Linked DNA regions of Mus musculus: regions 1, 2, 4 and 5 are each linked to region 3. The links are chromatin loops, found by intact Hi-C in ENCODE. Cell type or tissue: left cerebral cortex. All regions are shown on one strand.

What was found. Hi-C counts contacts between places; a loop is a spot of excess contacts. Peaks named below come from ENCODE experiments on the same cell type or tissue, not always from the same donor. Only the 100,000 strongest peaks of a DNase experiment are listed, where the experiment ranks them.
Region 1: a loop joins it to region 3, with 2.2 times the contacts of the local background. A loop is called at or near these places in 3 of 42 quality-filtered maps.
Region 2: a loop joins it to region 3, with 2.4 times the contacts of the local background. A loop is called at or near these places in 2 of 42 quality-filtered maps.
Region 4: it touches region 3 in a loop (2.2-fold over the local background); 3 of 42 quality-filtered maps call a loop at or near these places.
Region 5: a loop joins it to region 3, with 6 times the contacts of the local background. A loop is called at or near these places in 3 of 42 quality-filtered maps.

What each region holds. Positions count from the first base shown.
Region 1 is chr7:135,162,629-135,167,628 of GRCm38, reverse strand. Dock1 (dedicator of cytokinesis 1) reads right to left here. Exons shown (of 52, transcript NM_001033420.2): 49 at 4,153-4,351; 50 at 376-529. Among named protein-coding and RNA genes, the nearest start is that of 1700120G07Rik, 31 kb to the left of the region's middle. In left cerebral cortex, a CTCF peak has its summit at 2,278 (motif pointing right); a DNase peak (open chromatin) is centred at 2,274.
Region 2 is chr7:135,462,667-135,467,666 of GRCm38, reverse strand. No RefSeq gene overlaps it. Among named protein-coding and RNA genes, the nearest start is that of Gm36356, 21 kb to the left of the region's middle. In left cerebral cortex, a CTCF peak has its summit at 2,601 (motif pointing right); DNase peaks (open chromatin) are centred at 2,092 and 2,595; H3K27ac peaks cover 1,022 bases.
Region 3 is chr7:134,935,817-134,940,816 of GRCm38, reverse strand. The region is part of intron 27 of Dock1 (dedicator of cytokinesis 1); the gene reads right to left. It overlaps Insyn2a (inhibitory synaptic factor 2A), which reads left to right and starts at 2,387. Exons shown (of 4, transcript NM_001143802.1): 1 at 2,387-3,105. In left cerebral cortex, CTCF peaks have their summits at 2,305 and 3,579; DNase peaks (open chromatin) are centred at 3,184, 3,669, 3,772, 4,521 and 2 more places; H3K4me3 peaks cover 2,948 bases; H3K27ac peaks cover 2,189 bases.
Region 4 is chr7:135,147,995-135,152,994 of GRCm38, reverse strand. Dock1 (dedicator of cytokinesis 1) reads right to left here. Exons shown (of 52, transcript NM_001033420.2): 47 at 649-786. Among named protein-coding and RNA genes, the nearest start is that of Gm24581, 19 kb to the right of the region's middle. In left cerebral cortex, no CTCF peak of the experiment used is centred here; DNase peaks (open chromatin) are centred at 1,416, 1,841, 2,247 and 2,883; H3K27ac peaks cover 1,073 bases.
Region 5 is chr7:134,771,028-134,776,027 of GRCm38, reverse strand. It overlaps Dock1 (dedicator of cytokinesis 1), which reads right to left. Exons shown (of 52, transcript NM_001033420.2): 17 at 4,458-4,561; 18 at 3,553-3,736. Among named protein-coding and RNA genes, the nearest start is that of Dock1, 100 kb to the right of the region's middle. In left cerebral cortex, no CTCF peak of the experiment used is centred here; DNase peaks (open chromatin) are centred at 1,376, 1,777, 2,191, 3,535 and 1 more place; H3K27ac peaks cover 312 bases.

The DNA of each region.
Region 1 (5,000 bases), 230 kb before region 3:
GTGCTGTGCCATCTGTCATCCCTGGTAGACATTTCTATGCTGTAAGCAATGACTCTCTCACCGTTCCTCCCACTAGACACGGAGCCCCAAGACCCCTGAAGACATTGGTACCCTGTGGCTCTCAAGACTCCTTTCAGGCAGGAGCTCTGCTCCTGGGTTGGGTCCTGCACTTTATATTTGTTGAGCTCTGCCACTGAGGATGGATTTCTTTCTGCGTGAGATGTTTGAAGTCTAGATTTCCCACCTCAACCTGAGGTGACTTCTTCAGACGTCACATACCCCTCTAACTTTCACTCTACTGCTGGGGAAAGGGTCCTGAACAAAGGGCCACAGTCAGGGGGCACCTTAAGGGGCAACACCTTAAGTTCCACTTACTGGGCTGAATGCTGAAGCTGAGCTTGGCTCTTGGTGTGACTGGAGGGGGCGTCTGCTGGGAGGACGGTGATGCTGGAGACACAGAGAAGCGCCTTTCATTTCCAATGACATTGATCACCTGGCTCTTGGGTCTTTGGGGCCGCAGGGGACTTATCTGCGTTGAGGGACAGAAAGAACAAAGTTAAGGTGTGTATGGACTGGCTGTGTCTTCTCCAAATCCCTGTGCTGAAGCCCTGACCCCAGTGCCCAGCCCACAAGCCCATCTGGGTATAGGGATTTTTGCAAAGAGCCAAGTTAAGATGGTGTAAGCATGAATCCAACGAGACCTTATAAACTAAGGGGGTCTGAACAGCATGCAAGCAGAGAGAATGTCATAGGAAGACAAAAGCAGAGGTGGGGTACCCCTGCAGCAAGTCAAAGGACACCAAAGATGGCCAACCAATCCAGAAGCCAGGGGAGGTGTGGAACTTAATTTCTTACCACCTTAGCAGGGGGCAACCCCATCTACACTTTAATCTTGGACCTGTAGCTTCTAGAATTGGTAGGGAACAACTTTCTGTTGTCTGAGTTGCCCATGGAAAGGACAGTACTTTGTTCTGGCAGCCTGTCCCCACTAACACAGAACTTCACATGAATCTTCAACCCAGCCTTTGGGAGTAGCCTAGCCGGGAACTTGCTATGTACCTAAGATGACCTTGAACTCCTGATCCTGCTCCATATCCTGAATGCTCATTACAAGTGTGCACCTCTACTACACTACCACGTGGGGTTTATGAGTTGTTGGGGATTGAACCCAAGGCCTAGCATGCTAGGCAAACACTCTACCCACCGAGCTATGACCCTAGTCCTTTATAGGCTACTTGACCACAATGCTAAAGGGGAGGAGTGCAGCTATGAGCTATCTGTGTAGCTAGTGAGCACACCCAAGGATGCCCCCAAAGGATCAAGAACAGAACAGAAGTCTGGAGCCTCAGCAAAAGGACAGGAGCCCCTTTGCCCCTTGTTTAGTTTCTCCTCTGAGCTGTTATTGCCAACAGGAGTTCCTTTTCTCTCCTCTTCTTGCTGGCCTTGGGCTTCGGGGTGCACTTGACTTTTCTCCACCTGAGCCCTTTCCCCTGTTTGTAACATCAGTAAATTTAATTTGTATATTTCTTACAGCTTGCTCTCTGATCTTACACATCAGGGAACACCAGCAATTACAAAATATTCTGAGGTAGGATTATTCAGAAACGTTATTAACTTGGCGGAAGAGCAGAAGAGGCTGTCTCCCAGAGGGCCTGGCCTTGGCGTTTCAGCTTAATCCTGGGGCAGAGTGGGTGGGCTGAGGTGGTTTTACAGGGGTGGAAATGGCAAAAGCCAGTGAGTCACTGTATCTACCTTAGAAGAGACCCACAAAGCCAGCCCAGGCTGGAGCTACTGAAGCCAGAAGTAGAAGTGAGGTTCTGAGCAGGGAAGAGGCCTTCAGATACATGAGCAGCACCTAGCCTCAGCGTACAGATCAAAATTATTCTGTACAGAAGGTGTGGGTGCCATGACCAAGTACTCTGTGGAAATGGAGAGTCCTTGCTGGGTGAGGTCAGGACTGGCTCCAAGCCTGGCTCTCTCAGGAAGATGTGCTAGGAGCTGGTGAAAGAGGCTGAGGCTGTCAGGTGTTTCTCTCACTTCTGAGCTTCTAACACAAAGCTTCAGGAAGATTTCCTGGGGAAATGCAAATGGTAGCCTGAAGGCCCAGCTTGGAGAGGCTCAGCTAAAGGTCAGGAGATTGTTAACCATGCAAATCAAGAAGGAAGCTGAGCCCAGCCCAAAAGGGAAGAGGGAAACCCTACAGAGGCAGGAGAGAGCAGTTTACTCCTGTAGGTCTATGGAGGGCTGGGAACACTAGCAGCATCAGCGTCCTGAACACTAGGGGGTGCTACAGTCATCATGGAACATGCAGTTGCTTTCCAGGATGACTCCTGCCCAGGGGACCACATCAACACCTGTGCCTGGAGGAGGCCTCTGCTTGCATAGATGCACCGTGCCTGACCAGTGGATAGGACTCTGCTGTTGCAGCCCTGGTCACTGTGCCTCGAACCCCAGGCACCTACTGATGGCAAAGTCAAGGCTCTGGGCTCTGACCTTGTGTAGTTCCTGTGACCTGAGAGGCCCCCATATGGTTTTGCACCTGGCCCTGTCATCAGCAGGTGTTGTCTCAGGGACATGGTCATCATTGGGAAGGACAGAAACTGTCCTGCACTGGCTCAGCCCTGTCCTTGGAGTTGTCCTTACACAGTTCAACTGTGGCCCTTTCTGCTACTTGGCTCTATGTTTCTCAGGCCCAGTTTCAATATCTTAAAACAGAGCTTAAATAAAAATGTCTGAAGGACTGCAAAGTGCCTGACCCTGAGTAACTATGTCCAAGAAGGAAGCTGAGCCAACTAGTTAGGATGCTGTGTGCCCGGAGAGGAGATCTCAACTTGTGGGATTGTCTGGAAGCCCGGCTTTCTGAAATGGTTGATCATTTCATATACAGCCTGAGGCCCAGAATCCAGGCATTTAATGCCAGCCTTGACCAGTGGGCCCAATGCCCTTGGTCACTAGGCTGCACAGAGCCATCAGAGCCCGGCTCCAGTGAGAGCACATGTCCACAAGGCCGAGAGGCAACGGCCTTCTCGAGCCATGCTCTGGCACCTGTATCTCTGCCTACCACCTTGAGTAGAGCAAGCAGCATTTGTATGACAGTTGTTGGTACCGGGACGTTCTCTCCGACATGGTTTAGTATGGCTTACAGAGAAGTGTGCCTCTGATGGAGGGAGGGGTTTGTATGGGTGGGACTGGGAAGAAAGGAGGGAGGGGGACTGGGATGAGGATGTAAAGTGAATTAAAAAAAACTATACCTTGATCAGCATTTTGGTGAAACTGCCCTTAATCCCAGCTGAAATGGAGCTGCTGCCCAAGACACATGATCTGGCCACTTCCCAGTCAAGTGCTATCCACGTCTAGAAGTGGCTCTCAGATTATGTCAGTCTGGACACTGATGTATCTGTCTGTCTGTCTGTCTGTCTGAAACATTTTCTACCTCATTTCTACATGTAGACCCAAAACACTGTGGTGTGCTTCTGGGATGCGTAGGCTCAAGACTCACCGTGGGACGAAAGCGCGCTTACAATTACTTTATTCATTTGTATAGGCATGCATACATGCCTATGTTTGTATGTATCTGCACATGTCATAGCATATGTGTGGAGGTCACAGGGCAACTTGTGGGAGTCAATTTTCATCTCCCATGTGGATGCAAGGGATCAAACTGAAAGCACCAAGAATAGAGTCACCTCACCAGGCAGAAGCTGAGCGGATTCTAACCCTCAGGCAGTGACTAAGACTTAAGGATGCTAGTCAGGAAGGGGTAGGGAAGACATTTGCTATCCATGAGTGAGTACAGCTTGTGAAAGCACTATGCTTCTGTTCTCTGAGGTGCTAGGACACAAGGGCACCAAGTCCAACGGAGCTATAAGGAGCCTAGACACATGAGGTCCCTGTAGGGGACTGACCTATCCAGCCCCTCTAAAAGAGGATAAAGGCCAAGACAGCATGTGCCCTCAGAGAAAAGACAGCACTGCTCTGTGTCTCTGACGGTTGGGTTATTTGAGGTCAGAGATGAAAAGACCTCGGGCTTTTAAGTTGCTATATTTTGCAAAAATTCAATAAAATCCAACTGACAGCCCTCTCGGTAAGATGCAGAGCCTAGGTGGGTCCCAGGCACCCCTGCAGAGCTCTTCCGATCTACAGTTAAATTACCGTTTCAGAAAGGATCACAGCCTCAGACTGCTGCAGGGAGCTGTCAGCGGGCTTGAATTCCTTATCAAATATCTCTTGGTGTTTGCTGTTCCTTTTCTCCTTCTTCTTGTCCTTCTTCTCTTTATCTGGATCGTCCTTGTCTAGCTTGTCCTGGGACCTGGAGTGCATCTTCTTCGGCAGCAGAGGCTCTAGAGCAAATCTGAAAGAAATAGGTATCTAAAGCAATGTCTTAGCAGGGCAGCTACTGCTCTTTCCCCAGGCAGAGATATGTAAAGTCAGGCACCATGCACCAGGCTATCTGGTAACCACAGACTTCTACGAGGAAAGGCATGGTTCAAAGAGAGAGGCAACAGGGGTCTTTGGATGTATTGTGACCCATCAGGAATGATGTCTGAATCCTAACAAAGCACCAGGCTAGAGGTGGCTGCTTTGGTTAAATGCTTGCTACACAAGCACAAGGACCTGAGCCTGCTCCTTAGAACTGACATGAAAAAGCCAAATGTGGCAGTGTGTGCTTGCTTCTTCTAGGTGTGCTGGCCAGCTGGCTTAGCTAAATTAGTGAGCTAAAGGCCAGTAAGAGACCTTATCTTAAAAACCACCAAGGTACTAGAGCCCTAGCAGTACTACTTGATCAGGTCCTTCAGCCTTCATGTGTACATACTGCCCTTGGACATGAGCACACACTCAAGATGCATGCAGGAACACACAAACTGCCCTCCCACGAATGCACATATGATATCTGCTGGAGGAGATAAATACCACAGAGTGCAAGAACTGTGTTACACACATGTTGCCTCTCCCAGGCTAACAGAGCTGTGGGATGGGATTCATTGGTGAGGTGTACATGC
Region 2 (5,000 bases), 530 kb before region 3:
GAGGTGGGCAGCTCATGTCCATAAAGACACACCTCAGGGCCCAAGGGTCTAATTTCCTGTGGTTTCATTCCACCATCCTTATATAGCACGTGGTGGCAGCCGCTCTGACGTTCAGCGTGTGGGCCACAGTGGTGCTCCAAAATTCGGGCAGCAGGCTCGGGATGCGGAGACACTGTACGTTAAGGGGCATCCCAAACTTTTCATTTGTTTTCATTTGGGTACTTCCATATGGGCTGCCACTGTGCCTGTCATGTATGTTCAGTAGAATTTATTTCCCATCTCCTATCTCCCGTGTTTCACCCCTAGTCAAACCTAAAAGACCATTTGTTACTATTTTTAATGTAAATTGAATGCATGGGGATTACACTCTGAAAAAGACATAAAAGGTTAATAAGAGCAAAGCAAATCCACTTTTCGTATATCCAGTGCCAGCTCCTGGCTAATGATGCGTATACAACCATGCAGTGGTGATGATTACCATCACATTAATCACGGGCCACCCCACAAAGCTGCTTCTGTGCCCAGTTCACAGAGAAGGAGATGAGGCCAAGAGAGTGCCCGAGTGCCTGAGGTTACTCAACCTCTGCCCTTCTGACTCCCGCAGCGTGGTAGGTGAGGAACAGGGAAAGAGAGCGTTGAAGGAGCTGGAGTCTTCCTATACACAAGGTCCCAGAGCTCACACCCAGCACTGTAGGACGAAGTAGAATAGAAGAAAAATACAAAATATCTTTTTCCTTGTATCAAATGGTGACCCTTCCAGCAGTAACAAATTCCCACACAAAGCTCTGCAAGGGTTTGCCAGCTCAGCTTTTCTGATCTTCTCTTCACTTCCTAACTTCTTGTCCTCTGCCCTCCGCTTGATGTTCCACCTTAATTGACAGTCACCCAGTTTCAGGGAACAGAAACAAATTAGCATCTTCCAGAGGAGGGGATTGTGCTTGTGGTGTGATAGTGTGGATGTTGCTATAGTAATTGGCAATGGTGGTTGTGATGGCAGTGGTTGTCGGTGGCCCTGCTGAATGGTATGGTGACTGTGGTTACCGCTACCGTGCCAGTGATGGTGCTCAGGGCTGTGGGAATGGTGGCAGTAGTGGCGGGGAGGGTGGTAAGACTGTGATGGAGGTACTGGGATCAGAGCAAAGGTGAGGTGAGAGATGCTGAACTGCTTCTCCTCCTCCTCTTCCTCCTCCTCCTCCTCCTCCTCCTCCTCCTTCTCCTCCTTCTCCTCCTCCTCCTCCTCCTGCTGCTGCTGCTGCTGCTGCTGCTGCTGCTGCTGCTGCTGGAGACTATGGCCGCTCTGGACTTGGTGGCATCTTTGGGATCCTGTGACACAGGGGAGGAACATTTTTCAGCAGGACAGACTCAGGACATAGGCAGTCAGTATGGGAGGCTGCCTTTCTGTCTCTTTTGATGGCAAAAGGGGTTTCATACCCTTGCATCTTCTTGTATGTGTCAAATGATGACAGGTGGGCACAGGGCCACTCCCTTCCTTGACCATTCACAGGAAAGCTGAGTTTGGGTGTCCTTAAGTTTCCAGAGTCAACAGATGGAACCAGTTCAGTCCAGCTAGGACTGTTTTGTCTGAGGTAGCTGTGGGTCTAGGGGAGGAGAGGTGTGTACTTCTGCCACAAACAAGACATCCAGGACAGTGGTGGACTCTGCAAACTGTGGATAAAAGAGACATGGTCTCTGTTAAGCACCTGCATATTTGGCAGGTAAGACGGAGTGGGTATCCAATCCAAGGAATTCCCGGGCAGATTTGTAACATCGGAAGCTGGGCTGCACTTGAAGCCTCATTCCAGCCACACTGTCCAGGCTTGAGACATCCTGCCCTGTCAGGGAAGAAGTGATGTTTTATGAGGTCAGGGGTTCATTCTTTCCAGCTTTCCCTATTCTGAAGTTTAGGGGAGATTTTATTTTCCCCACTGGCGTCTTTTCACCCTTTCTCGGTCCTCAGGGTGGGCAGAGCGGAGTGTGCAAGAGGACTGAATTTCACAAAGCAAAACAACCCCGCCACCCCTCCCACAGCGAACTGGCAAAGGGAGCGCCAACAAGCCAGCAGTGTTCAGTACACAAAGGCTTCCTGTCCCCGCCACATACCAATTCTCCAAGCTCAGTCACTGCAGGATTGTCCACAAAACCGTGCCTCAAAGTCGTTTGAAAAATGTTAACTATGTGGGAGAAGCATGCTTCTGGATGCTCTGCCTCCTGGGAGTGAATGCAGGCTCGTTTCTCCCCGTGAGGATACTGGGGTATCAGGAGACACAGGCGCTACGCAGCGGTGAGCTCCATCAGACTGCCTCATTCAACCTCCATTCATAGAAAGAGGGGCTGCGGATTACAGGGGCTTTGGGTTAGCCCATCAGCATAAGCCTTTTTCTTCTCTTCTCTTCTCTTCTCTTCTCTTCTCTTCTCTTCTCTTCTCTTCTCTCCTCTCCTCTCCTCTCCTCTCCTCTCCTCTCCTCTCCTCTCCTCTCCTCTCCTCTCCTCTCCTCTCCTCTCCTCTCCTCTTCTCTTTTTCCCTCTGTCCCTTTCTGCCTTCTCTTTCTTTGCCTGGTGGTAGTCAGTCCCAAGAGCATCCAGCAGGGGTCACACTTTCCTTCCACATGATGCCATGTGGTTTTGTTGTATTTGTCTTGTTGCTGTTACTCTTTGTTTATTTATTTTAAGAGACATTCACACTGCACCTTGCCCTGGGCTGTAAATTTCCAACGCACTCAGAGAGATTCTGCAGTGGATGCTGTGGGAGGCAGGCCCTGAGACATACGAGCTGCCAATCATCCATGCTTCTCTTGTTATAGCATGGATAATGACAGTTACAGTGGAACAGCCATACAGCAGTGCTGGCCTTTTCATGCCTCCATTGTGCATACCACTGCGGTGTGTTGGCTTAAGTCATATTGGGCACATACTGGCATTGGCCTTATATTGACCATAGGGTCTTCTTTTCAGATTGTGACTACCTAGAGTTATTGCTTATGGACCAGTCAGGCTCCTGTGAACCATCTGGAGTGACTATAGTTGCCCAATAGCTTTCAATCTTCTGGGCTATGATCTCCGCACTGAGGAGGTTGGAGAGAGCTGCATGGCAGAGGGGAAGACCTGGGCTGGAATCTTCAATGATGTGCAGTAATGAGCTTGGAAGATGAGAAAGGAACAGTTGATTAACTCGAGCAGACCCATTGCAAGGGCTGAGAAGATGTTTGGTGGATAGGAACACTTATTGTGGAAGCCTGGAGAGCTGGCTTTGTGTTCCTAGCACGCACGCACATCTAAATCTGGGCATCCCTGTGCATAACTCCAGTGCTGGGGGCGCAGAGACAGGCAGATCCTGAGAGCTTGGTGGCCAGACAGCCTAACTGAAACAGATTCAATGAGAGACCCCATCTCGACACAATAAAGTGGAGAATGGTAGAAAAAGATAACTGAAGCCTTCCTTGACCTCTACATCCATTGGTATGCCTCTGGATATTCGTGTATGTACCCTATACACATATGCATAAACATATGCAGCACATATGTACCTATACACATGCGCACGCGCGTGCACGTGTACACACACACACACACACACACACACACACAGAGTTTGCCAGGGGGTTGCCTGGCAGTCTTCTCTGGCCCACAGTTCACAGGGTTTTCTAGCAATGAATATGTAGGAAGAGCTAAGACTTACTGGCACTCCCCAGTCCATTCCCGAGAGCCAAGTGCCTTCTAGTTCTTAATTTGGTTCTAGACTTGAGAGAACCAAGACTAAGATGTGTTTCTGGAGCACACAATCTGACCCCAGATGCCTAGTGTCATGTGATTTTTTTTTTTTTGATGAGACATAAAGAAATATGTATTTGTTGGAGATAGAGGGATGACAGATCCAAGAAAAGATTCCATGGGAGTCTCTTTTGATAACTGGTCAATTTAGAGTTCCTTACAGGAGCATGGGTGACTTAGAGTGATCACATCTTTGGGAAGTTTTCTGTGCAGCTTACATCAGTCCCCTTACTGAGAGCCTCAAGCCCCAGTCCACCTCCCACATCCTCTACCCAGGAAGGAAAAAGGTCTGTGAGAATCTTGTGAAGGTTTGTGAGCTGCAGGGGAACCCAGGACACAACAAGCCTCTCTCTTGAGGGTCTTTGCTAGTGAGCACAGCTGCTCTGATTCAAGACAGCAGAGGCCATGTCCTGCTGGAGGAAGCAGCTCTGTGAAACCCACTTTAGGTGTGGTCTAACCATTCCTCTCAGTAGTTTCTTAAGAAGTAACTCAATTCCCGGTGCGGTACAGTCATGTCACTTAAGCTGGTGGTTGACATGTTTCCATAACAGTCTCAGTGCGGGGACATATCCTGTTGCTACCCAGCTCCTTCACACTGGGAAACAGGCTAACATGAAAAGCTACCCAGGGTAACAATTTAACATGAATGGAAACACCTGGGGTCTGGCCACTGGCATTTATCTAATAAAAAGACTAGCTATACACAAGTGGAAACAGAGGGCAGTGCGTGTGTGTCTATGTGTGTGAGTGAGTGTGTGTGTGTGTGTGTGTGTGTGTAACCCCAAGAGTGGGCTATATTCTAGTGTTTTTCCCTTGAAAAAAATTTTAATTACATATAATTTTTATACGTGTGTGTGTGTGTGTGTGTGTGTGTGTATCACACATGTGAAAGTCAGAGAACAACTTACCTGGAGTTAGTTCTCATTTCTCTCCTTCTACCATATGGGTCCCAGGGCTTGTCAGATTTGCATGCAAGCATCTTTACCATTTGAGCCATCTCAGCAGTCTCTTTTGGGGTGTGTGTGTGTGGGGGTATGTTTTCTGGGTAGTGTGTGTGCCTTGTGTGTGAGAATCAGAGATCAACCTCATGTGTCCTTACTTAGGCACCATTCACTTTTTTTTTCTTTTTGTGACACAGAATATATCTTACCAAGCCTGAAAGCTCACCAAGTAGGCTGGGCTGGTTGCTGCGGACTCCCAGGATCAGACTCCTTACTGTCTCCACCCTATCA
Region 3 (5,000 bases):
GGGATCCAACTAGAACCCTCAAGGACTAACCTGATACCCTGACCCCTGCAACCTACTTCCTCCAGATAAGCTCCACTTTCCAAAGCTCCCACAACTTCTTCAAGCATCATCATCAGATGGGGCCCAAGTGAGCCTGTACAGAGGCATCTTAAATCCAAAGCAGGATAACAATAGACCTAGCAACAGCTGAAGTTACTGGGCAGCTGGAGAACTCAGAGCAACCACGGCTCAGCTAGAACATCTTCCAACCTGCCGGCCATAGCATGCCATCATTGCCTCCTCTAGGTAGCCATTGCGGGGATCATCACTGACACTGTCTCTAGAGACACCTAACCAGCTCACAGCGCCGCTTGTGGCTGAGCTCTGGCCTCCTCTGCACACTTTTCTGTCTATCTGATTTTACTCATGGATCCCAAAGCCAAACCTTCTATTCTCAATGGTGCCACTCCCACATTGCCTGGCAGATGTGCAGTGACATACTTAAGAAATAGGAAAAGGGGTTTCTAATCTTATGGATTTACAATAAGGTAAGATTTACAGAAAGTTTTCTGGACAGAATTCCCAAAGATGTAAGAGCACACCTGGGGAAGGGGGCAGCGGGAGGCATGTCAGGCAGGAAGTCTTGCCATCTGCTGTTACACAGTCCCATCCTACACAGCCCTCTGGCTTCTAGCTGGGTAGCAGAGTCTATTCACCCTTGCAGACTGTCCTAGTCAGAGTTACTGTTGCTGTGACGAAGTGCCATGAGCAAAGGCAACTTGAAGAGTAAAGGGTTTAATTCAATCATAGTTCCAAATCACTCTTCATCATTCAAAGCAGTGAGGGCAGGAACCTAAGCAGGGCAGGAGCCTGGAGGCAGGAGCTAATACAGAGACCATGCAGGGTCCTCCTTACTGGCTTGCTCCTCATGGCTTACTCAACCTACTTTCTTACAGAACCCAGGACCGCCAGCCCAGGGATGGCAGCACCCACGATGGGCTGGGCCCTCCCCCATCAATTGCTAATTAAGAAAATGCCTTTCAGCTGGGTCTTATGGGTGCATTTTCTCAATTGAGGTTCCTTCCTCTCAGATAACTCCAATTTGAATCAAGTTGACATAAAAGCAGCCGGCACACAGGCCCTTTCCCCAGCCAGATCCCAGCCGCCTCCAGGCCTAAAGACATAAATGGGCTGGCAATCAGAATTGGGAGAATCTGGGTCCTAAGGGGCATTTTAAAGAGTGGGAGGGACAGAGTCTGGGTTCCTCAGGCTTGGTGCTCTCTCCATGCAAAGGGAAGATATTTTAGAATGACCTCCTCCTGAAACGTGTGGACACATCATCCTACATAGACAATGCAGTATCTTACAGAAAGCCCTTTGAAAGAGCTGAAAGTATATATAAAACAGAGAGCTGGGCTCTATCAGCCCACTGTATGAGGATAGAGCAATGGAGTGGCCTGGAATACTAAGATGGGATACAGGGATAAAAGGATACATAGAAACAAACCAGAGCCTGTCTTCTGTCTGAAAGGTGTGCTTGTAGGGGTGGGTGATTAAGAGCATTTCCCATCTGAATCCCAGTTCATTGGCCAAAGCTTACCACCATGTTATCGGTGGGGGCTACTTTCCAGTATGTCTCAGGTAGGGCTGGGAGACCTGTATGCAAGAATACTTAGTCCCAGTGTCTGCTCCTCAGCCCTGCTAGGCATCGGGGAAGACCCTGAACCTGCATCAGAGAGCTCACAAGACTCTGGTGGAGTTTGGGGTATATGCTGGGAATTGTCCTCTGTTCATGCTAAAGAAATCTCTTTTCCGAGTTTATTTAACTCTGATCAAAACAAACACAATCTCCCACTGCCTCTCTAGGGGGGTGAGGGGCAGAGGGACTAGGAGGTCCAGATGAGGAACAGTGGAGATGCCTGCTCTGACATGTCCACAAATTATCAGGATGCAACAGAGCTGATAGGCAGGCAGACACTCTCTACTTTGTCCCTAGGCCAATAAACAGGTCTGCGTTTCAAATCCTTATTTGAGGGACAGACTCCTGGTTGGTTACAAACGTAAAAAAATGCAAGAGAAACCTTCATCCCTAGTCTCTCCAAAGACACATCTGCAGGTGAGGGGGCGGGCGCCTTGCCCAGATGTCCACTCCCATCTAGGGTATTAACTACCCAGCAGGGGTAGGCTGGTTGACACCACAGAAAGCCATCAAGCAGGGTTTCCTATAGACAGCCCCACTCCTGAAGAAGAAATCAATAGGGTCCCCGTGCCTGCCTGAGGTGGCTCCTAGGTAGACTCAACAAGTTCCAGGGGCCCCGCAGCGCCGCCTGCAGCTCAGAAACCCTAGGAATGTGGCTGAGGAGCTCCGCGCACAGGCAGCAGCCAGCGGCTGCTTCCAGCACCTCCTCCTTCTCCTCCTCCTCCTCTTGCCCGCGATCCGTCTCTGGCTGGAGGGGCTCCTTCACGCGCCCGGCCCCCGCCCCACGCACGCGGCCTGGCCCGCCCCCGCCCCACCCCCGCCCCACGGGCCCCGGGGCTCCGCCCGCCTCGGTGGCAGGCGAGCGCACAGGCGACTGGCGCGCAGCTCCCGGTGCCCTCTCTTCAGTCCTCTGGCCGCTCGGCTGCATAGAGTAGCCGGGACCTGGTGCCTCGGCCAGGACTCCCCTCCCGCTCCCTCCCCGTCTCCGCCCCCTCCTCCCGGCCCCGGCTCCCGGATCTCGCCGAAGACAATTGCAGTAAATGAGGACATCTGAGGAGCACGGAGCCGGGTGGCTGTGGCTGGCTCCGCCGCGCCGCGATCGGGCGAGCGCGCGGGCGTCCCCGGAGCCGGCCGAACCACTGCCTCCCCGTGCGCGTCGCTGAGCAGGAGCCGAAGGGACTCGAGCTGCGGCGCGGGGGCCGGCCGGGCCGGGCGGGCCGGGCCCGTGGCAGTGGAGGGGGCGGGCGGCGGGCACGCAGCTGGCCAAGTCTCCGGAGCCGAGCCTCCTTCAGCGCGAGCCCGGAGATCCTTGCCGTGGATGCTCTGCCCCGAGTGCTCCGTGCCGCGCCAGGCTTGCCAGGGTCCGCGGCAAGACATGCCCGAGCCAGGCGCTGCACCGACCTCCACTTATCAGTAAGCAGCCAAAGGTAAGCAGAGCCCAGCATGCCCTCCTCCTGCACCCCAAGCCCTCTGTACTTGACCGCTGGCAGATGGGCGCAGACCCTGGCTCTTGCGCACGCAATAGCCCCTAAACTGGCTTCGCCTAGGTCCGGGACGGCGGGTGTAGCCCAGTGTAGACCCGGTGGCGGGCAGCGGCGAAGGTGGGGGGCGAGGTTACGCAACTGCATCTGGCAGGACCTAGTCGCCCAGGGGCATCTGGCAACTTTGGCTACAGTCTTGGAGGAGCGGGAATATGATGTCTATTCTAGACAAACGCCACAGCCTTGTGAGCACAGGACATCCTTGGCCAGGCAGAACTGGGCGGGAGGGGGTTGGGGGCTCTGGGGACGACCATCTCCCTGGAACGTTCGAGGTTTTGAAAGTATTATCCAAACTAAAGCGAACTGCCAAGTACAGTACAGCTGATTAACTTCAGGGAGATGGGGGGAATAAGTCTGAGCAGAGGGGCCCTGCCGCCTGCTGTTGAGCAAAGACCGAAGCAGGAGAGAAGGCAAAAAATGCCCACGTGAAATGTTGGTCTCTTCTCTTGGTTACGGGTATAGGCACCTTCTCTGAGCTGGGGTCTGCACCCCGCTGAGCTTCCGAGTGCACATGCCTGACCTGCACAATCGTGGGAAACCAACCGATGCTGCGGATCCTAGGGAGCTAGTGAGGGCAGGAAAGAGGAACGAACAGGGGCCAGCCCCAAGCAGGGGCAGAGACTAGAGCCCAAAGTCAAGAACAAGACTCGGCATCTTGCTTGTTCATGCTCAGGGTTCCAGGCTGGCGTCTCTGCTGCTTGAAAAAGAAAAGGAGCCTCTCCCTGTGACCTCAACATTCTACTACCCTGAAAATATGCCACAAGGAGATGGAGCCAGTGATAAAGGGATGCCAGAGTGGGGGAGGAGAGGCACCCCTGGAGTAAATAAGGAAGAAAAATGGGTGCCTTCTACTCTCTGCAGATCAGGGCTCAGGTCCCTTCCCCTCTCTTGGTGCATGCAGGCCTGGGGCTGGGGGACTGGCTGCCCTGTTGGACTCATGAGCTAGAGGCAGCAGGAGAAGCAGTTTAATTTGACCTTGTCTGCTTGGGTGCTGAAATTCTGCCGAAGCATCCCGAGGTGAAACTGGCAAGAGTGGGAAGGAACTTTGGGCAAGCCCTGCCTTGGCTAAGAACCCATGAGATCATTTCAGAGCACCAAGTCAAGGGCTAGCACAGGGTTGAGGTCAGTAGCTTGAAGTCTTTCTCTTAGAAAATGACTTGCGGGGGGTACTTTTTCACAGCCCGATCAGGGCTTGATCAAGGTTACAGAGCTAGGGACCTGATTAAAAAATACCATTCAGATCATAAAAGCTGGATCGCCCCCCATGAGTAGTTCATAAATAAGAAGGCTACTGCCTTTATGAAGCTGACGGTAAAGGCTGAACAGACCGTAATCATTGCACTCCGCAGAGGCGGAACATGCTGGGTTTTACTATTCATGGTGTGCTATTTCTTACACTCACATCCTGTTGAATGCTACTTTTCAAAGTTCATATTTATCTTTGCAATTTTTTGCAAGCATGATTAGCAAACGTGCACAAAACAGCTCAAAGAGGGGGGAAAAAAAGGAAGTCTTGCCATCTGCATACCTTTCCAGATATTAATTTACTGTCCGTGTTTACTCTCTACGTGAGAGGGTACTGCGTTCCAGGATGGGTTTATCAGATTTGAATTTGGTAGGGAAGAAGCCTAGCCTAGCATAGCAGGATTTGGCATCAATTATGGGAGCAATGGAGTTCTGTTTTCTTCATTAAATTCCTCTTTTCCTTTAAAAGGTGCTGATTCAATTTATTTTTTTATTAATCTGAAGCAAAGACCTCTCTTTAAAGACAGGATGTCCTT
Region 4 (5,000 bases), 210 kb before region 3:
TCCATGTGAGACAAAAGCCTGGTACTTTCAAACAAAGGACTTGCTGGCTTTCTCTACCACCATCAGCAGCACCCCCACCCTCACCCTCCACCCCAACATCCCGTCCCCCATAGACTGACTCAACAAGTTCAAGGCCTGATCAGGACACAACAACTGTGAACAAAACAGCCTCCTGTACTTTCTCCAAATTGACCAACCCTAAATTAGAGACAGAAGACTCTTCAGAGACCTAAAAATCCCCTGCTCTTGAGAAGAAACTAGGTTTCTGGGTTCGAGTTCCCTGTCTGCTTCCCAGAGGGTCCTTCTCTCTGTGTGTCTGTTGCATGTGTGGTTCTTCACCCACCATAAGGGCCTTTCTTCGTCTGCTGATTCTGTTGCGTCTGTTCGTGGTGTTCCAAGATTTCTCCACTGCTACCTGTCAAACTCTAGATCTTCCCTGCTTCCTTTGAATTCTTGAACTATCCCTATCGAGACCCCCAGACTGCACCAACCTACACAGCACACTACTCAGAGACGATGAATGAGGTACTTGGAAATTAACAACTCCCATAAAGTGAGCTTGGTAAGGAGGCTGGGGTCCATAAAAATCCCAGAGGCCCCAGCCCCTCCACTCCAAACGGACACTCTTCTGTGGACCCGCCCACTTACCATGGTCCTGACGCCATATTGCTTTTCCACTTTTTCCTTCAGTTGCTTGAAGCAGGCTTCCATGCGCTCGTGGAATGGCCTCAGGGCCTCTGTGACTTTGTCTCCATGAATCCTGATCCCTTCAGCCAAAAATGGAATCTGAAAAACACAGGGTGATGTTCCTGATTTGGGAGGGGAACAGGTCTAGATGGAGCAGTACACAGCAGGAGGTGGCAATGGCAAGCTGGTTGCACCTGCTTCTGTTCCCAAATCAGAGTGACTGATTAAACTCATCAGCAGACAGGCCACCCCCACCCCTCCAGCCCCCAGAGATGGAAATGTTTAAACAAGAATTGCTTGGGATTTGGGGGGGATCATTTCCAAGGTGGAAGACCCCATGAGTACTGCATTCTGTTACTTGGTGGGGGTGGGAGGTGTCTTGTTACTCAACCAGCCCCAGAACAGACTCAACACCAGTGTTTTCTCAATGGATTTTGGGGGACAGTTTTGCTTTGAATGTGTTCACATACATCTTGTGCTGGTAGCAAAAGGTCATGCCATGGCTCATTTGTCGGCCGAGGATACACTGTATTTATAGGCAATTGAGTAGCCTACCCCAAACATAACAGTTCAGTTACAGGCCATCCATAGTCCTGATAGATATTCTCATGTGGAAAGGAAAACTATATTTATTCTCCCTTAAAACCAAAAATAATCACTTCTCTGACGACACTACTGTCACAAGATATCCATGCCAACACTTCACTTCCAACAGTAGAAGCGCTGCTGACCTTTAAAACCTGTCACATGAGACATTTTCATTTTCTCAGTGGCAGAGAACCCTGGAGCAACTGTGGCTAGGGACTGGCCATGAGAAGAGGCTCCATTCTGTCCCTGGCCTCTGCTTCTCCCCTAGGACCGAGACTGGAAGTTAGTCAGTCTTCAATGCAATCAAGCTAAGAGGCTTCCTCTTAATAATTTATAATTAAGTAAAAATACTGATTAAAAACATATTTTCCTAATAGGATAGAATACCGATCTGAACCAGCATATTTATTAGGGAGAGGAATAATAAGTATACAATTGAATTTCATGTGAACAAACTCAAGGAATCTTAGCAAGATGAATCCACTCATGAGCTGTATCTGCTTCCATTTATAGCACACAGCTGCTGCTTCTCTTGTACTCCAGGAAAGGAGGGGCACACAAACACCCCCATATTCAAAGTACCCAGCCTACTCAGGAGGCAGGGACACAAAAGTTAGTTATGCTGACAGTTGGGCCAAAACACAAGGCACACGTCATTTGTTACCCATTTCTGTCTGGTTATCACACAAGACCTGTGTGCAGGTGAGCTTCTTCAAAACAGACAAGGTCTTTTCGTAACCCACATGAATTCCTTATGCAGATGGCAGCTTTCCCAGGGCTTGCTACCATGCACTCAGGACTGGCCTAAGAAATGTTCATTGCTGGTCTTTTGCTTCCTGAGTTCTGACTGGAGGTAGGGGAGTTTGAAGGGGCGGTGGTGGTGACAAGGACCTGCTGGGACATCTTTGGGTGGCATGGCAAATGTGTTGTCCGTGGAAAAGGGAAGGCAAACCTGTGTGGGAAGGCTGTCTCTAGGTGACACCGCAGTCATTCTTGATGCTAAGAGCTGTTCTGATTTAGAATAACTTGTTTCAAATGTGCAAAACTTGATCCAATCACCCCGGGGTTTGTGGTGGCGGAGGTGGTGAGGGTTGGGGTGATAAAGTTATTCTTTGTACCAAAGAGACGACTTGGTGGATGAGAATGAAAGCCGAGGTCCTGGTTTGCATGGGGACAGCTGGAACCTGGGCTTTGGCAGGTGAGTAGCACAAGGTGAGAGAACTTGCCAGTCACTCTCAGTCGTCCCTGACACTGAGCAGACAAAGCCTTCTCAGAGAATAGGATTTAGTCTTTGCTATTTGGATCTGAGCTGCGGCTGTGGTTCTAAATGGAGGGAAATCACATGCTATTTGTGGAGCTCAGTCCAATGTATGAGATGCTTAATATACAAAGAAAGACCATAGACCTGGGGTCTTTGGAGGCCTTTTTGTTCCCTATGTTCAAAATATCTTTGGCAGGCAGATTCCTTGCCCCATTCAGGATTGCCACAATTGCCACGGGACTCGGAAACTGTGCCCCACAGCTTGAGTCACTATGGGTACATTTCGGAACCTGTTATTTCTGAAGCGCCCCAGACTCTGGAAGAAAGGGGAGGCTTTTCCAGCCACACCTCCAGTTGTTCTAAGTGAACCTTCAGCATCGTGCTATGTGGGCCCTGCACGGGTCCAAGCCTTGCCAGCAGCAGGGAACATCTGACAGCTTTGTTCATTGCTCGCAGGGCACCAGCCCCTGCAGATAGGACAGTGCCAGTTGTCAGCTGGGGATGATGAGTGAGGCTGCTCGCTCTTCTCTGTACACTTCAAAGAAAATAAGTACGGCACATAGCAGTTGAATAGGAAAATGCATGGGCTCATCCTTGGACACTCTGCAGGTGTGTTTAAGGGAAGACAGAGCTAAGCCTTTGAGGAAGTAGCCCTGACTGGGTATCAAAGTCTGCAGGCTCCAGGCAGCCTGCATCATGACCAGTCTCCCAGCTGTCGAGGGCCAGGCCATCACTGTTCAGAATCATGAAGAGGAGCTAAAGAGCAGGCCAGGGCCCGCCAGCCAATCTCACAGGAACTCTAGGTATGGGAGACATGCTTGTCTACAGCCATATACCTGTGATGTAACTCAGCCAGCAAGTCCTGGGACTCCTCCCAGGAGAAACCCTAGAGAGAATTTCCGGAAAAACCCAAACTGAATAAAGGAAGGAGCAAAACGAGAACAAGGCTAACTGTAAAGCTCTCATTTTTTTTTAATGAACATACAACTCAATTACTGATACGAAGCTATCAAAATGCTTGCAAATGAGAGCAAAATCACAGGTAATGCTCTGAATATGTATTTCTTTCCCTTTGCTCTTTGATTTAATGAAGTTGCTAGAAAACAGACTTTCTTTCAACTTTCCCATGAGCTGTTTTAAAATTCATCTTTTAATATAGATATTAGGGGCGATGACATGGTGCTGGCATAAAGTCTCTCTCTGGGGAACAAATTATTTTCCTCTGTTTGACTTGAAACTCATAGAATCCAATTTGCTGTGAAAGCTTACAGGGGGAAAAAAATCAATAGAACTTCTGCAGACCAAACTAGTTTCTGTGTTATAGAATACTGGGGGATTTTGAGTTCTGTGCCCCCTTCATTTCTAGGGACTCAGATGGAACCATCCAAATCATCATCATCATCTTTATCATCTTCATCATCATCACCATCATCATCTTCATCATCATCACCATCATCATCTTCATCATCATCTTCATCACCTTCTTCTTCTTCTTCTTCTTCTTCTTCTTCTTCTTCTTCTTCTTCTTCTTCTTCTTCTTCTTCTTCTTCTTCTTCTTCTTCTTCTTCTTCTTCTTCTTCTCCTCCTCCTCCTCCTCCTCCTCCTCCTCCTCCTCCTCCTTCTTCTTCTTCTTCTTCTTCTTCTTCTTCTTCTTCTTCTTCTCCTTCCAAAATAAAAGTCACAGGGAGACTGGGGATATGACTTACATTCTGTGTGAAGAAACTATATTGGCCAATAGTGTCTCTCCCTTTTTGTTCATAGGGATCTTATGTCACAAAACAATTGCAGGGCAATCAGATTTCAGGAGCTTTGTGACAAAAATCAGAGTATCTTTTCGTCATGTAAGTCTCTTAAAATGTAAATATACTAAAGCTGCACATGCATGACGATGACCATGGTAGGAAAAAAAAGAGAACACGAATAACAACAAGTCTTGGTGAAGACTCAGACACTGGACCCTTGGATTCCAGTTGTTTGGTGTTTAAGATGATTCAGCACTGGAGATAAATTTGGTAATGGCTGAAAACCTCAGACCTAGAATTTTATACGATACAGAAGATTCAGCCTTCAGTACATGCAGAGTCCAGGAAGCAAGGGGATCGATCACAGGCATCTGTGAACTTGTGTTCATTTCATTGTTAGTCAGACTAACCTCCAGGTAGACACAACCCAAACCCTCACAGATAAATGCATGGATGAACTGTGGCATAGCCACACGGCAGAATATTATTTGGCCTCACAAAAAGATGATCTAACAAAAGCTACTACATGGATGAACCTTGAAGTCATTATGCTGAGTGAAATAAGACACACCAAAGAATGAATCATATACAGTTCTACTCAAGAGTTTCTTAGAGTCCTCAGGTTAGGCAGACCGAGAGCAGAAGGGCAGATGCTGGAAGCTAAGGGAAAATTCAAGGGGCACAACTAGAACAGGGGTGCGTGTGTGTGTGTGTGTGTGTGT
Region 5 (5,000 bases), 160 kb after region 3:
ACAAAAGCCACCTACACCCCATACAGATTCTCATGTGTTTCTTATCACCTCGGGCATCACTGATGACTAGAAGAGTAAACCGGAGGGGGGCGGCACTCAGCACCCACATACAGTGTGGATTATGTAAAGCCAGCTGAGTCACACAGTAACTACAGAACACTGGGCAGGGAGTTTCCCTTGTCTCCTTGGCTGAACAGCGGGTGCGGCGCTGCATAATTTGCAGGGCAGCTAAAAGAATCCAACAATAAAACATGTAGGCAAGCTTATCACAACAGCCAACATAAAACCAGCAGTCGTCCTTCAGATAGGAAAGGAGCTAGAAATTTGGGGCGGAAGTTGACGTGTTGTGATTCTAACTGAAAGTAAAGTAACAAGAAAGGGTCCATCTTGGCCTGACCCTTCTGATCCAAGGGTTGAGGGTGTCTCCGTCTCTGTCTCCGTCTCAGGAGTGATCAATGTCGCTTTAATGGAGACCAATGCATCACCTAAGCCCCAATCATTCCGAGCTGGTATCACGCACCATGTGACTGGGTTGAGTCTGGTCTCTATAGTTTAACTTTCCATTTCTAGTTATTTACTTATCCTTGGGAGGGTGTTATTTCGTTATTGTTCATTTGGGGTTTTTCTTTTCCTTTTTTTTTGGTTGTGGTTGTTTGAGGGATTTTTGTTTTGTTTTGCTTTTTTGGAGGTTTTTTTCCCCCCTTTTTGGGTAGAGGGGCAGTCAGCGATCATTAGATGGATCAGACTAGCCCGGAGCTCACTGCAGAACCCAGACTGTATTTGAACTTGTAAATTCTCCTGCCTCAGCAACCAAACCCCATCCCACCCAACAAAAAACTTGGATTATAACATTTGTACTGCCCATCTGGGCTCTGTATTGCAAATTTGAGGAAAAAGTTCAAATGAGAAAATTCACAAATCACCCCACTGGGCAGTGCTGAAGGAAAAAGTTTGTCCCTCCCCCACAGAGCTACCCAGGCAGGAAAGGCCTCCAGTCCCGGGGACTCAACACAGCTGGGTTCATAATTATCCTTTGTTTCATGACTCCTTTCCCTCTCATTATACAGTAAGCTAATTGAGAGGAGGGATCGCATCTTACAGTTCTTGTCCTATCCCCTATGGCAGCCCACACAGCGCTGAGGACAGAGATCTTTAATACAAACCTTGATGAATAATTCAGCCCCTGCTTTTCTTTCCCTAAGTAATGGAACTTTGCGAGAACAAATTATGGTTTCAGGAAAAATGATTCCCTCAGAGGAGAATTTGGGACTCCACACTCAGGCGCCAACTAGGGCACCCCCATCTTATACACTCCTGGCATGGCACAATCCCAAAAAGGGGTATCAATGCTTGCATGAAATGAAAGCCAGATTCTTCCTTCTGTTCAGTGAGCAGCATCACTTTGGAATTTCCTTGTTGCTTGGCAACAGCTGCTGCAGAGACCAGGGCTCTCTCACTGGGTACCAGGGAGGGAATCACCCTGCAAATGGTGAGATTCAAGGAGCTGTAAGGTAAGAAAGTATTCCACACACCACCCTGGGAGGTTCCCCCCCCCCCGCATGTTTTAAAGAGATACTGTGGATGAGACTTGTTTTGATAGGAAATTATGATCAAATTTCAGACAACTAGCGATGCATCTGGAACACTGACCCACATATAAGACAGTGGCTTCCTCCAAAGTGAGAAGCTGAGCAGAGCTCAGCACCTGCTGAGACACTAAAGCAGACACACTTGGGGTCAATGACCCAGCTGGGGACACCACCCTTAGCCTGCATTGAATGAGGCACAAACATTAGTTCATGTACCCCAATGTAGGTACACGCTGAGAATCTCATTCCTAGTACTGGGACATTCTTTGCACAGCCCAGTCACTAGCTGGAGCCCACATAGCTGACTCATGTCCCTGAGAATCAAACTCCTGCACAATCCTCCCTCCCCCCCCCCCCCACTTACACAAATCCAGTCCTTCTGGGAAGTGGGGGATGGGGGGGGGGGGTCATTTGCTGGTAGCGATTACCACAGGCAGCAAGTAAGAACCCTTCAGAAATGATTCAAACCCACGGTGACTTGGCAACCAGGAAGTGTCCAAATGGTCTCCAAGTATCGGTGTTCACATAGGCTCAAACAACTCAGATGTGTCTGGATGACTCACAGCCTCTCACTAATATTTTACTAGGGAGGCCAAGGGTGGGAAAGCCTCACTGGGCAAAGCTGAGAATGAAGAGAGATGTAAAATGTAAAGAGAGATGGAAGCAGCAGGTGGCGAAAGTTTGAAAGACACCTGACTGGCACGCCTCAGCCCTCAGGACAGCAACATTTCTCCCTTCCAGAGTCCCATCTTCCAAAGGACGGGCTTCTTCCATGCTAGGGTAATCCAGTGCAAGCCCAAACGATGCCTGCTCCTCGGCAAATCTCAAACTCCAGCCATGACTGACAGGCAACACCGAGATGTGATTCCTGATAATGACGGACATTAATAATCACAACTCCTATCAGGCAGTTAAGAGGGAAAAAAATTGGATTTTCAAGCTCCATTTCAAGAGAGCATAAAGTCTCTGCACAGCTATGATACGGCCACATTAGGAGGACGCGGCTTTTAAATGAAGGATTTGTGCAGAGAGCCTCTGCCTCCTCCAGACAGAGTCACGGCAACGGTACTGGTGTGCCCTGAATAAGAAGTATCGCCACCGGGCTGCCATGACTCCGAGGAGGCTGCAAGCAGTGGGAAATGAACTCAGTCAGCCCAGGGCCGAGGCATCAGCTGATGAGTGACCTGCCACATTAGGCTGAGCTTGGTGGACTAGAACCAGCAAGGAGGTCTTATCTCACACTGTAAGCAGGGAGCCCAAACATATCAGGCCAATCAACTTCTCCAAAGAGAGATAACTGGGAATTATCTCAAGGAGAATCAAGACAGAGGAAGACACAGAGAAGGGAGTACCTCACATCTGACAGTGTGTATACACTAGCCAGAACGCTCCGGAAGCAGGCATTATTCACATGTGTACCAGCGGGAAGAGCTGGGTTAAAAGCTTCGTTACTCAAGGTCATTTCCAGGGTTAAGTTAGAATGAAGGTTCAACTCCATTTCTCTGATCTGTTTTCAAACCTTGTGTATTCCCCATGATGCCTTGTTTCCTTCTTTTGCCTGGAAAACTTCTCCAAGAGGAAGGCTGACAAGACGGAAGAGTGGTTACGGTGCTCGCTAACAAGCTTGATGAACAGAGTTCAAGCCCCACTGTTCACACAGAGAAAGGAAAGAAGCCAGTGTGTCCTCTGACTGCCCCCACATACACCACAAATAAACACATTTAAAAATAAAATTAAGTCCTCCCATTGTTTAATCTCCCTGCTAAGTTAGTCCTCAGCCCAAAATAGAAGTGTGAGTTTTAAACTCTGACGGATGCCACTTCCTCTTCCCAAGCTCATCGACATCTATGGAGGTCCTTATCAAAGGACACAGTGGGTGACGTCCACGCACCCACAGGAAACTCCTCCACTCAACACGCAGCCAAAAGGGATGTGTTGGAGAGGGAGGAATTCTAGAACTCACCGTTCTGGGTCAGTTTCGTGGAACACACCAGAGTGGAGATCTGGAAAGAGTCTTTGCTGATGGTACAACTCCCAAGACTCTGCATTCCTTTGCCTGTGGCTGAGTGGCCCTTTTCTTCCAACTCCCCCTTGGTACTAGGGAGGCTCAAGTATGTGGCTGCATCTTCGAGCTTTTTGGCTTCAGCCTGTGGGTTTGATTGCACCTTGTATCAAACAACATTCATGGAGGCCACACTCCAGGTTCTGCATGCCTTATTATTATGATTTCCTTCAACCCCCACGCCCCCTTCCACACTGTGTTCTACAGTGCACTTCAACCATCTTCCCTCGTCCTGTGGACTAACGCCCATCCTCAGCCTTCGCATACAGCACGGAACGTGTTATTGCCTGTCATCGTCTCTCGTTAGGAACAGCAAAAGGGCTGGCCAATCATAACTGCTCATTTACATAATTAAATGCAGCTCCATGCTACACAGCAGCTCTGTCCTCCGGTGAGAAATGTCAACTGAGATGTTCATCTTGATCGCAGGCTTGACTGAAGTGGGAAGTTCTGAGAGCTTGGTAAAGCATACCTCGAAGCGTGTCCACCACAGAGAATTAACTATGAGGGGAAAGTTACCTCCTGAAACTAGGTACACATGAAGACTGGGGACCCTGATGGGCTAAAACAAAGTCTCCTCCCACAGTATTCTCTGTTTCCTGGCCACCTGGATATAAGCTGCTCACCACACCCTCCCCACCAGGAAGGACCAGGACCGAAAGCGCTGACACACCCTGACTCCCTTTATTGTTTTGCTCAGGTATTTGTCACAACCATGAAAAGCTAACAGTTCAGCTCAGGTGAGGGCTTCACTAGGGCCTGATCCAGTCAGGGCGCCCAGGGTACCCTGGGACAGAGGTGCGTACCTTGTAGACAATAAGGTCATGCTCCCCGTCTCTCAGGGTGGTCCCATCGTATCTCATCAGCTTCACAAAGGCCAGTGCGAAGATCTTTTCAGATTTATCCTTGGCTGCAAAGAAAACCAATCATTACCCTCAACTACAGTCAGGACAAAGTGACATTAGCACCTGCTACAAAGACGCCTGGTAGACAATCGCCAACGTACACAGGAGAAGCCAATGGGGGACGGAGAAACAAACCCCACAATCACCAACAGGAAGATTCGCATCAGAAGGATCGACTGTCCTCGAACTAGTTCCAAGTCTCAGGGAAGGGGAGACTGTGCAACCCAGAGCTGATTCCAGGACAAAGCCAGGAAGGTTTTGCAGAAGAGTGAAGGGAGCTCACACCGCTACAACCCGAAGTAAGTGGGAGGAGCCAAACTGAACGTGGCTTGGTTTAAACAAGAACAGAGAGACTGCGATGTGAACGAGGGAATAAACCTAGGACATGGGAAAGGGCCAGTGCAGGGAGGAAAACTGCTTAGCAATAGAGAAACCACGGAGTCC